2 separate regions of the Mus musculus genome follow, and region 2 is linked to region 1. Evidence: chromatin loops called from intact Hi-C (ENCODE). Cell type or tissue: left cerebral cortex. All regions are shown on one strand. Each heading gives the region's core, and the rest is flanking DNA. Links, peaks and the distances in the headings are about the cores only. Region 1 overlaps Gm32067 (a long non-coding RNA gene). Region 2 has its middle 170 kb from the start of Gm32067.

Region 1 (5,386 bases), core at 129-5,128:
CTTTTGTGTTCTCATAACCACAGATCAGGCTTTATTGCGAATCATGTCCAATCATATCCTAAAATTCATCATTGTACAAACACATGCATTCCATACATACTCTTTTCATGAGTGTACTAATATAGGAACACACACACCACCACCACCACAACAACAGCAACAACAGGCAAAAAGAAACTATAGCTTTCATGAAGACTATCCACATAGTTCAGATAACACAAGCCGGGGATATAATCCCTTGAGTAAGGCTAATAAAGTGAAAAAGAGGCAAGTATCAAGCACCCGCACACCTCTGCAGTGTTTCACAATGTCTCTCTGGAGCCATTCAGTGTAACAGGCAAATCTGCTTTTAGTGTTGCAGTTCCAGAATGCACTATTTTAGATTTATTCTTTGTCTACTTTCCACTTTTCCTCACTCTTACATCTCAGACTGTGGTCTATAGTAAACCATCACAGTTATCTTTTCTTTTCTAAGTAATCTATGTAAAGACTTTGGAATTAATCTATAGCATTCTATAATCTGGAGCACACTTGGCTTTCAAGATTCATCTAGTAGAACCACATACTCAGTCCTTAAATGCGTGCTCTTCATCATAGGTTATTTGTTCAGTATCAGTTGAGCATACTACAGAGCTTCCTTTGCTCCTACTTAAGTAACAGATGGTCCCTAGAGACAGAATATAGTTAATAATCTACATTAGTACTTAACCATGCTGTGCTTTGGTAGGCATAGTGAAAAACTGCACCCCTATATTTTAAGTCACCCGGGTTTATATGCTCAACGATGCTAATACATTGAGTCAGGCGATTTCTTATCCTTTCAAGACATATTTGTGATAAAATGGGAAACACTTTATTTTAACCAAACCTCTGAGAAGCGCCAATTACAATACATTTATATGAACCTATAAAAATATACTTATTTATCCTACTTTACCTAAAAGACACACATCTGTTCCTTATAATTGTTTGAGCTTTTGAGACAGAAAATACAAACAAGAGAGGAAAGGATAAATAATTCCATGCCATGGTCAAGTTGCTCTCACTGATCATGTGCTCATCCTTTCCCTCACTTGTGTATCTCCTTCACCAAGTGAACATCAGTGTGACCATTTTGCAGGCTTCACTTCATTTGCAAATATAAGTTTTGAAAATCTTGACAGTTCAACATCAATGACATTAAGTTATACACACATAATCATTAATAATTATTCTTTCAAACTGAGTTAATATTCCTGTCTGACTACATGAGGAAGTTGGTAGGAAAGGCTCAAAAGGCAATTCTTCTGAAATAATCAGAACCAAATCAGGATTGAACTTTTTATAATTGATGTTCTTTCATACCAACAAATTTATGGGAATGAAGATTGAACTGGACGTTTCTCCATTATGTATTGTATTGAGTTGTTCTTTAAATTATGGAATTATGGAATTAAATGTTCAAAAATGAAATTTTTTTGAGTTGCAGTGTCCCTGAATCAAATGCTGTAAAGATGAAGCAGCTATGCTGTTATGTCTGTCAAAGTCTTCTAGCTCTACTTCACATTTGGCGCTTTTATATTTGTTCTTCTATTTCTATTTTGTTAAATAAAATGTTGGGACATATACCAAGAAACACAGATTGTCCATAGCAGCATAAGACTTGGGCTATGGTTGGAAATAATTTAAATTAAACATTACATGAACACTGAAGAAGTTTCCAGCTTCCCAATTTAACTTGTGAATAAATTATACCCTCCTCAAAAAAAAACCCAGAAAAAATGTAATACAGGAATATTATACTAAGGCATCTAGGAATCTAAATATATGATTGATAGATAGATAGGTCTATATATGAGTATAAATTAGACTTAAAATGGATAAAAGTTAAATATATTCTCATTTTTAACAAGAAGGTTACTAAATCTCTCCAACATAAACTATCAAATATAAAGAATTCTCTAGAATACAAACCAGGCTTTAAGAATCTTATCTAAAATACAAATTATGTTTTTAAAAACAACTCTAGCCTGAAGTATCCATCCCACAGCCAGGTAAAGAGCATTTGATAGCAAGATGTCAATAATTGTGCAATGCTTTTCTAATTGGGCAACTAGAAGTATTCTTTTTATTCCACAGTTCTGCAAAATGCTGTGTTGCTTATCAAGTTTTAAAATAACTGCCTCCGTGTCCACATTTTGGCAGTTATAAACTATGGCGTGACTAGAACTTTGCTCATGTTACTTTGGATTCACAGGCTGTGTCTAAATGTAGCCTCTGACTTGGATTGCTGCACACAGAATCCAGCCAGACTGGTTGTAGAGGTCTTTGTAAAATGTCGAGATATCAAAAACAACCAATTATTAAAGCCTTTTTTAAATCTATAGACCTATACACAGAGGGTCTATAGACTGAGGGCCAACATATGACACAGATTGATAGGCAATATTTGACTCTGATGTCACTCTTAAAAATCACTGACAGTTAAAACTGATTGGAGGGTTTCAGGGAGTGTATGTTTTTAAAATCAGTCTTGACCTGCCTCTGGACTGCCAGAGAAGTCTCCTGAGAAGGGTATCTGCTACCTGGCTCTGATCTTCTCTATAGGAACGAGACACCAGAAGGAAAAACAAACAAACAAACAAAAAAAAACCACAAGACCAATAGGAAAATATTAAGAATAACTTTATTCTGATTACTTATAAAACATTGACTAAGCGTAAAACTGTGTAGAAAAGAAGAAATTCTCAAAAGATGTTTAGAATGATGTTCATAGTGTCCATGCCTCTGAACCATCAGTGTGCATTGAAGTAGAGAGGAGCGTCTTCCTTCATAGGAAACAGTAGATTGAGACAAATTTACAAGTAATTTCTACAGAATGTTCTGGGAATAAGTAGTTTCAATCTTATAGCTGTGCTCCAGAGTGCGTGCAAAGCAGGGAAAGTAGAGCTACTAATTTTGTGTGGTTATATTAAACTTTGAAACCAAACTAGACAAGGACAGTGTGGGAAAAAAAAGAGAATTACAGATCAATCTAATCCATGCACACAAATTCCAAACACTCCAGTACTGTATATAAAGTAAACAGCAATTCAACTTCTATCAAGAATGCACTTTCCAATTCAACATGAAAATACCTTGGAAATCTTTACTCACACAAAAATTAATTAATTAATGTGGGACAGGTACTGTGAAGATGGCTCAGGCGATAAACTATTTGCCTTGCACACATTAGCACTCACATAAAAGCCAGGTGAGGTAGTACATGGTACTTGCAATCCCAGCATTGAGGCAGCAGAGACAAGAAGATCCTTGGGCTAGACCAACTGGGGAAGTCCAGGTTCAGTAAGAGACTGTCTTAAATAATAATGTAGCCAAGAGTTGAGGAAAACAACTGATGTAAACTGTCTTACATGCATAACCCAAAACACTCATGAGCACACAAGAGAACACATACACAGACCAAAACAAATCCAAATGAACAACTCAAACACTTTCTTGGATCTGTAGATAATAAGGTGAGAGACAAGCTACAAAGTTCAAACAAGTGACAGAAACAGCAACCAATGGTGGATAAGCCAAAGCAGAAGTCAAAGGAATCATGACCTACATGTAAAACTAAATGGTGTGGGTTTTTTTTTTTTTGGTTTTGTTTGTTTGTTTGTTTGTTCGTTTGTTTTTTACATTCTTTGTGAAAGAATGGGTATAGATAAATATGAATATGAGGAAACCCCAGAGGCCCAAATTGATTGACTGATTGATTAATTTTACTTTATATATTTTTTATTGTTTTTTTTTTTTTTTTTTTTTGGCTTCCTCTCCAGGAGCCCTGAACCACAGGAGGTTATAACATTAGAGATCAGAAAAAGTTCCCTTTGTGCCTCTGGCAAGGAGAGTGGAAGAGCAAAGCCTTCAAAAACATGTCTAAACACCTATTTTAAAAGTCCCTACTCTCTTGGGTTGCCTTGTCAAAATAATCAACTTTACCACAGCTTTCGAGAGGAATTCCTCCATTTCAGTTCTCCCAGCCTCTGTTTTATCCAAAGAGGTGGCAGGAGAACAGAGATGTCTTCAAAGAAATATATGTGAAAAGTGGCAACCAAAAGGAAAAAGAAAAAAAAAAAGCAGACCATTTCATTGGAGAACAATACTATGTGTACAATCTACAAACCTTGTGAATTAACCCACTAAAAGATGGGATTTTTTACAAAATACTACAGAATGTTCCATCAAACTTTCAGTATAATAACAGCCCAAAATACCAAAAAGGTTAGCTTTGATACACAGGTTGTCTGGTGAACAATATTATACAGGCAAAGGAAGAGAAACAAAAAGGTGCTAGAGGAGTCTGAAGCCTTTGTACTCATAACTACAAAAATATGAAGCATGGACATAACCAAGCAAGAAGAGCACAAACCCTTACACTAAACATATATTATATTAGTTTCTATTATCTGATATAGTATGTCTAATATACAACAGAATAAAATTACAGACATGCCAGAAGAGCAAAGAAACACACACACACACAAAAAGAGAAAATAGATCAATAACCATAGTGAAGCCCAGTGTAGCACAGACGTCACAACTGACAGACAAGAAATTAAAAGTGACTATTGGTAACGTATCAAGAGTGATTTCTAATAGAAAAGTAGACATTATGAACATTTAGGTGGATAGCACAAGCAATAAAAATGTTGATTGCAAAGAAGAGTCAAAAAGCAATGGCTAAACATTATATAAAGTAATCGAAATGAAGGTGCCTTCAACTCATCAATACATTGGGCATAGATAAGGAGATAATCATAAGATCTATAAAAGTATGTTGATGGAGACAGCATCAGTAAGCAGGCAAAAACTGTAGGACAATTTCAAAATGTTTTTAAAAATGGATAATGACAATACCAGAAGAAATAATTATCTACAGTATTAGTAGGACAAACCTTCTCAAAAGTGTCAGGAACCAAACCACAGAGCCAGGAAGCTCAAAGATTGTTCAGCAAAATTTTCTTTTGAAAATACTGACAAAATTAAAAAAATAACTGAAACTCAATATATACAATTTTTTTCTTTTTTATTATTAAAATTGTATTTATTTTTATTTATATGAGTACTGTTGCTGTCTTCAGACACACCAGAAGAGGGCATCAGATCCCATTACAGGTGGTTGTGAGCCACCATGTTGTTGCTAGGAATTGAACTCAGGACCTCTGGAACAGCAGTCAGTGCTCTTAACCGCTGAGCCATCTCTCCAGCCCAGCATTAATCTTCTTTATTTTTAAATACTTTTTATTAGATATTTTCCTCATTTACATTTCCAATGCTATCCCAAAAGTCCCCCATACCCTCCCACCCACTCCCCTACCCACCCACTCCCACCTTTTGGCCCTGGCGTTCCCCTGTACTG
Region 2 (5,386 bases), core at 314-5,313, 140 kb before region 1:
CTTCAAGGGTCTTTATAGTGTGCTCATTCTTGAGCAATCTTTTCCAGTCTGGGTACTAGACTCCGGTTACCAGTATTACTCTGGGAGGATTAATGCCTACAAAACACAAGTGGAATAATTTGCATAGGGAAAATATGCCTGAAAAAATAGATGTCATAGATGATATGCCACAGCCAAGCCTAGTACATTCTGGCTGCAGTGAGCTAAAGCAAAGGCACAAGAAAGAGATGTAGTATGAAGGGCACCTCTCAGAACACACGAGCCCTTTGGTGGCTAATAGCTTTGAACACAGATGGACTGCTGGCCCTGCTTACTCACTAAGTCCTTTTTTATTTTACCAATGAGTAAACATATCTTTATTTCTTCAAATTAAAAACTGAAAGAAATGTCAAAAACTGGAAAAAAATAACATTTTAAAATTAAACTCTATTAAAGAAATGCTAGTTCAAAAAAGACATAATTGGGCTCTCTAAAACCTGGCAGCTCCCAAACGCCAACAAGTTTTTCTCTTCGCAAGTCTGTTCTCAGCCATTCCAAGAAAGGAACAGAGAAGAACAGAGCTGTATCATTTTGATGACAACCCACTTCTAATCCACAGGATCATATGCCTTTGCACCCTGTTCAAAGGAAACTTGGCCTAGAAAAGAATTAGTTTCATAACAAACCAGCCATTCTGAGAATAGAGGTGAGAAGGGATCGGGCGGAAGACTCTGAGACGGTGGAGAAGAGCTTCGGCTTTAATTGCCAGTTCATCTGCAGTTTCACAGGCATTCTTGGTGACCAAAGAGGCTGAGCAACTAGCTCCTCAAACTCTCCACTCCTCAGTGCGAAATGACAAATCAGTAAAATCTTGGTGTTCATAAATACACTTCACACACACACACACACTCACACACACACACACACACACACACACACTCACACACGCACACACGCACACATGGAAATGCTTGAGTCACAGAGACAGGATAAATGCAATCATTTCAAGAAAAATAGATTACTAGGAAAGGTCAGCATCTGCAAGATCATATACATTATCCACATTTAACCTTACGTGTGTGGTTGCGGGACATGCCAACATCTCTGTCAAGTACCCAGTTATATTTGCTAATGATGTTTAGAGAGCTATAACCCAAGGAAGGCTGTAAATTAGGAAGTCATTATAAAGCAAAACAATGCAAAATAAATTTTCATCTCAAATGTTCATATTCAATTTGTATTTCTGATTAAAAGACAGTCAAAATAGTTTAGAATTTAAAGATCACTATTTAAGAAGGGATAAAATTTACACCAAATATACACACATACCCAAAAAACAAACAAATAAACAAACGCACTTAAGAAGAAGCAACATTTTAAAGGGCTACAGAGATTATTCTTGCTGCAGAATCAAATCTCTCTCCTATGAGTGTGTTTGAATGGTCCTATTCCGTAAGCCTCCTTTAATTTCTCCTTCTCTCTCCATGATCTCCTGGTAGTTACCATTTCAAACAAACTTTACATCTAAGAAGTTAGTGCTGCTAATGAAGGAAACGGTAGTCATGAAACTCAAGCTGGAACAAAGGGGGAAAGGGAAGCCTACTTAACTGTATGGGTTCTGCTACAGCTTCTTGTGGATTAAAACCCTGCAGGTAAAAGGTGTAGAATGCTCCCTTTCTCGGTGCTTTGGTGATGTAAGCAAGAAGGCACAGCAAATTAATTCATCCCTATCATTTCTCCTCATCATCCTGTCACCCACCAGGCCATGTCTGGGAAGCAGAAGACATGTTCCTTTGTTTCCTTTGATTTTTCTCTCATTTCTGTGAATTTAATTTTCAGTGTGAGCGTGTGTCTGAGCTGGGGCAGACAGATTGGTGCAGGGTTTCTTAAAAACAATTTTTTGCTCCATCAGACACAATATATTCTACTGAAAGGGAAGAAAGCACTGCACCCCAGGGGAAAAGTTTCCCCAAAAGTTTGTTCCCTCAGAACTTTAGAATGGAAAGCTGTGTCCCTCTTGGGTGATTTAATTTAATTGTTATGTTTGTTAGCTTTGTTCTAGGAGAAATTAAGCAACCATCAGAGGCACTTCATAGGCAAACACCACTTTTTGGTAGACAGAACACAAACTAGGAATTGGAAAACCAAAAAAAGAATACTGGCAGTGTCGTTGGTGACTTCATCTCCACATGCCTGAAGTTCCTGTTTGCAAAGGGAGTCTAGCTCCCACTCACTGCTTCTCTCTTGGAGATGCTGTCAGGACTCATAGACTCTGGGTTTTTTGCTCTGATTTTTTTTTTCTTCTGAAAAGGAGCAGAAATTTTTAATGTCGCAAAAGGCACATCTTGATAAGTTTGAAGAAGGCAACCCAGACATGATAGTGTGCTCCATTTGATAATTTCAAAGGTGATACATAGTCTGTGCTCATAAGAAAGTGATAGCTCAAAACATCCAACACTAAAACTAATCACTGAATATGTTAAATGTCAAGGTGTGTAAGAGAATAGAGCAAACTAAGTTAGGTCGCAAAGGTGGGAGTTTCTAGAGGATAAAGGCACAAACTCCAGATCTCCAGCCTGAAACCAGACTTCTAGCTGAGTTACTTTAAGCAAATTGCTCAACTTCTCAGTGCCCCAGTTTCCTTATTTGTGACAAGAAGAAAATAGTACCTTCTTCATAAGGAAAACCTATATCCATATAAAGTGCTTAGAGCAGCTAGTTCCTGGCACATAGTAAGTAGGATTGTTGTTATTATTAGAATGTGTAAGATTGTTGGGGCAAGAAGGAGCAGTTCTCCAGACAGAGTGAACACATTAAGTACAGGGGACAGAATTAACACAACAGGAGCCTGGGAAGTGTGAGAATGCTCTACTCCTAGCACATAAAGGACCTGGCAGATGAGGCCGGTGTGGGAACTTCACAGAGGTCTTTGCTGTGAAGACAGGCTTTATTTTACATACAATGAGGAGTTGGTAAGTGATCTTAGATTCAGAAGCAATATGCTTAGATTTGTGACAGTAAATACTTAAAAGAAAGTGCTGATGGAGTGTGGAAAACTGTTGGATGGACACAATGATCACCCTCCAAGTACCCACACCTCTTAATGTCTTTAGAGCTTTCCCCACCACGGGTAGTTATTTAAACTTATTTAAAACAGGCGAACACTAGACTTGCTTTATCTTCTAAAATGCAGTGAAACTTCACCATGGCAGTTCTAGTCTTTGACTTTAAGAAAGATGTCATTCTTTCTGTTTCTCAGAATCCTGCTTCCCCCTCCCCTCACTCTGTGAGCAAGCCCAAGTTAGCTTACAGGAAGATGAGAAAACACAGGAAGCTGAGTCAAGCTATCCACCTGAAACCATCCTAAACCAACCACTCTTTTGTGTTTTACATTACTAAAATTTTGCACACATTTAAACAGCCATATGCTTATCATCTGATAAGAATTTTAGTGGCAGAGTTCAAATAGTGCTAAATTACTCAACATACATGACACTGTAACAGCATAGCCACTGTGTTAATACTTTTTATTTTCAGAGAAATCTGCATTTTATAGGGTGTGAATGATGCTTCTTATCTTTAAGCAAATATTGATTTAGTTTAGGGTAGATATTAGTATTCCATTTTATAGAGAGAATAGAGACAACCATATCACACAATTGAGAATAGGATAGGGGTGTGGAATTGCTGATATCCAGTATAATTATTTAACTGTATCACTATTTTCCAGGGAAAATAAACAATGTCATTTGAGAGTTTTCTATGTCCTATGGACAGTGGCAAATACTAAGCCAGCTAGACATAACCCCTGTTTTTGTAGAGTACTAATAAAGGAAATAGGGAGGGAGTGGAGGGCAGTACCAAACAATGTACTGAGCATCAACAGGGCAGAAGTACACAACACTCTCAGAACTTGGTCAAACAGAGAAAAAAATGTCAGTAGAACCAACATCTATCCTGAAATCCAAAGACTGACTGAGAACTATCAAGTTTATCAAGTTCACATAAAGTAACCCAGGAAGGCCCACAAGATGTTATGAATGTACACTCAAGGAACATTCTTGAAACTGGAAGTAATTGCTCAAATTTATAAGCTTTTCACATATAACAGGGAGAGAGAGAGGAAAGCTATAGGCATTAGCAGAAATTTGACCATATAGGAATGCTTTAATCCATTTTCTGTCACTGCTAGCACAGTTCCAGACACCGGGCAAATGATAAAGAAAAGAGGTTTATTTTGGCTCATGGTTCTGATGTGAGGTCAAGAGGCCACATCTGGTGATAGCCATCTTGCTGACAAAATGCCAGGGTAGTTCAGGCCTAAGCAAACTAATGTTTGACTTTTTTACTTTTATAGAAGGTCCACTACCAAAATAGCACCTTAATCTGTTAATCATATGTGTATACTAACCCATTCTTTTGGGAGGAGCGCTAATCACCTCTTAACATTTCCTGGTCCCTTCTCTTAATATCTCATAGCAAGAATCAAACTTCAGTGGTAGTTTCAGAGTGGACAAACCACATAAACTGTATTTAAGCCCTCCAAAGGACTTATGGAAATACTTATGCCAGTATTTTCAAGGCAAGGTCATGAGGCAGTGAGATTTGCATTTCAGTAAAATAACCTTGACCTGGAATAGAGACATAACTAAAGGAAAGGGGATCAATGAGGAGAGGATGAGTAGATGATTAAAGAAGCTATGGCAGAATGCAAGAATAGGATAGTGTGACCCTGAAGTGGGGTAGGTAATAATACAGATGAGGAGGAAATGAATAGACATAAAATATGTAGGAGACAACCCCAAGGAGTTTGGTGTCTTTATAAACAGGGCAGGTTAAAACTACCCTTGATGTGAGCTTGGAGAGATGAATGGATGCAATGCTTGTCACTAAGAGTAGGAGGCACAGGAAAGGAGTTTAAACTTAGGGAATGTTAAATCTACTTTTAGACCTATGATGCTCTGGTGGCATAGCCCACAGCAGATGTGGACTGCCTGACAAGATGTGAATAATTTCTTCTCTGTGGTCTCTTGAAAGATTCTGAATACATTGAACCATGAGTAGATGCATGCTGGAATTGCCATTTAGCAGTAATGCTAGTGAATAACTGCATCTTCTTTTTGTCTCTTGATCTCTTGAAGTGATGGGAAAAGATTTAGTAAATTAATCACTTCCATTTCTACTACATATCCAGGAGGTCAACTAAATTTTACACTAACATTTTCCTTATCAAAACTTCTAAAAGGTCAGTGAACAGATATGAGTATACTTCACCTTAAAAATTGAAAATAACTGTAACTGTTAGACCCTGTCTAATCAGCAGAGCTACAGAATTAGACATCTAGACCTCTTTCCTAAAAAACATTCCTTCTTTCATCAAAAGTGATAAACTATGGACTTGGCAAAT

What was found. Hi-C counts contacts between places; a loop is a spot of excess contacts. Peaks named below come from ENCODE experiments on the same cell type or tissue, not always from the same donor. Only the 100,000 strongest peaks of a DNase experiment are listed, where the experiment ranks them.
Region 2: it touches region 1 in a loop (11-fold over the local background); 2 of 42 quality-filtered maps call a loop at or near these places.

What each region holds. Positions count from the first base shown.
Region 1 is chr13:78,517,215-78,522,600 of GRCm38, reverse strand. The region is part of intron 1 of Gm32067 (a long non-coding RNA gene); the gene reads right to left. Among named protein-coding and RNA genes, the nearest start is that of Gm32067, 36 kb to the right of the region's middle. In left cerebral cortex, for the core only: no CTCF peak of the experiment used is centred there; DNase peaks (open chromatin) are centred at 1,611 and 2,206; H3K27ac peaks cover 1,414 bases.
Region 2 is chr13:78,653,751-78,659,136 of GRCm38, reverse strand. No RefSeq gene overlaps it. Among named protein-coding and RNA genes, the nearest start is that of Gm32067, 170 kb to the right of the region's middle. In left cerebral cortex, for the core only: no CTCF peak of the experiment used is centred there; DNase peaks (open chromatin) are centred at 2,163, 2,741, 3,218, 4,923 and 2 more places; H3K27ac peaks cover 4,038 bases.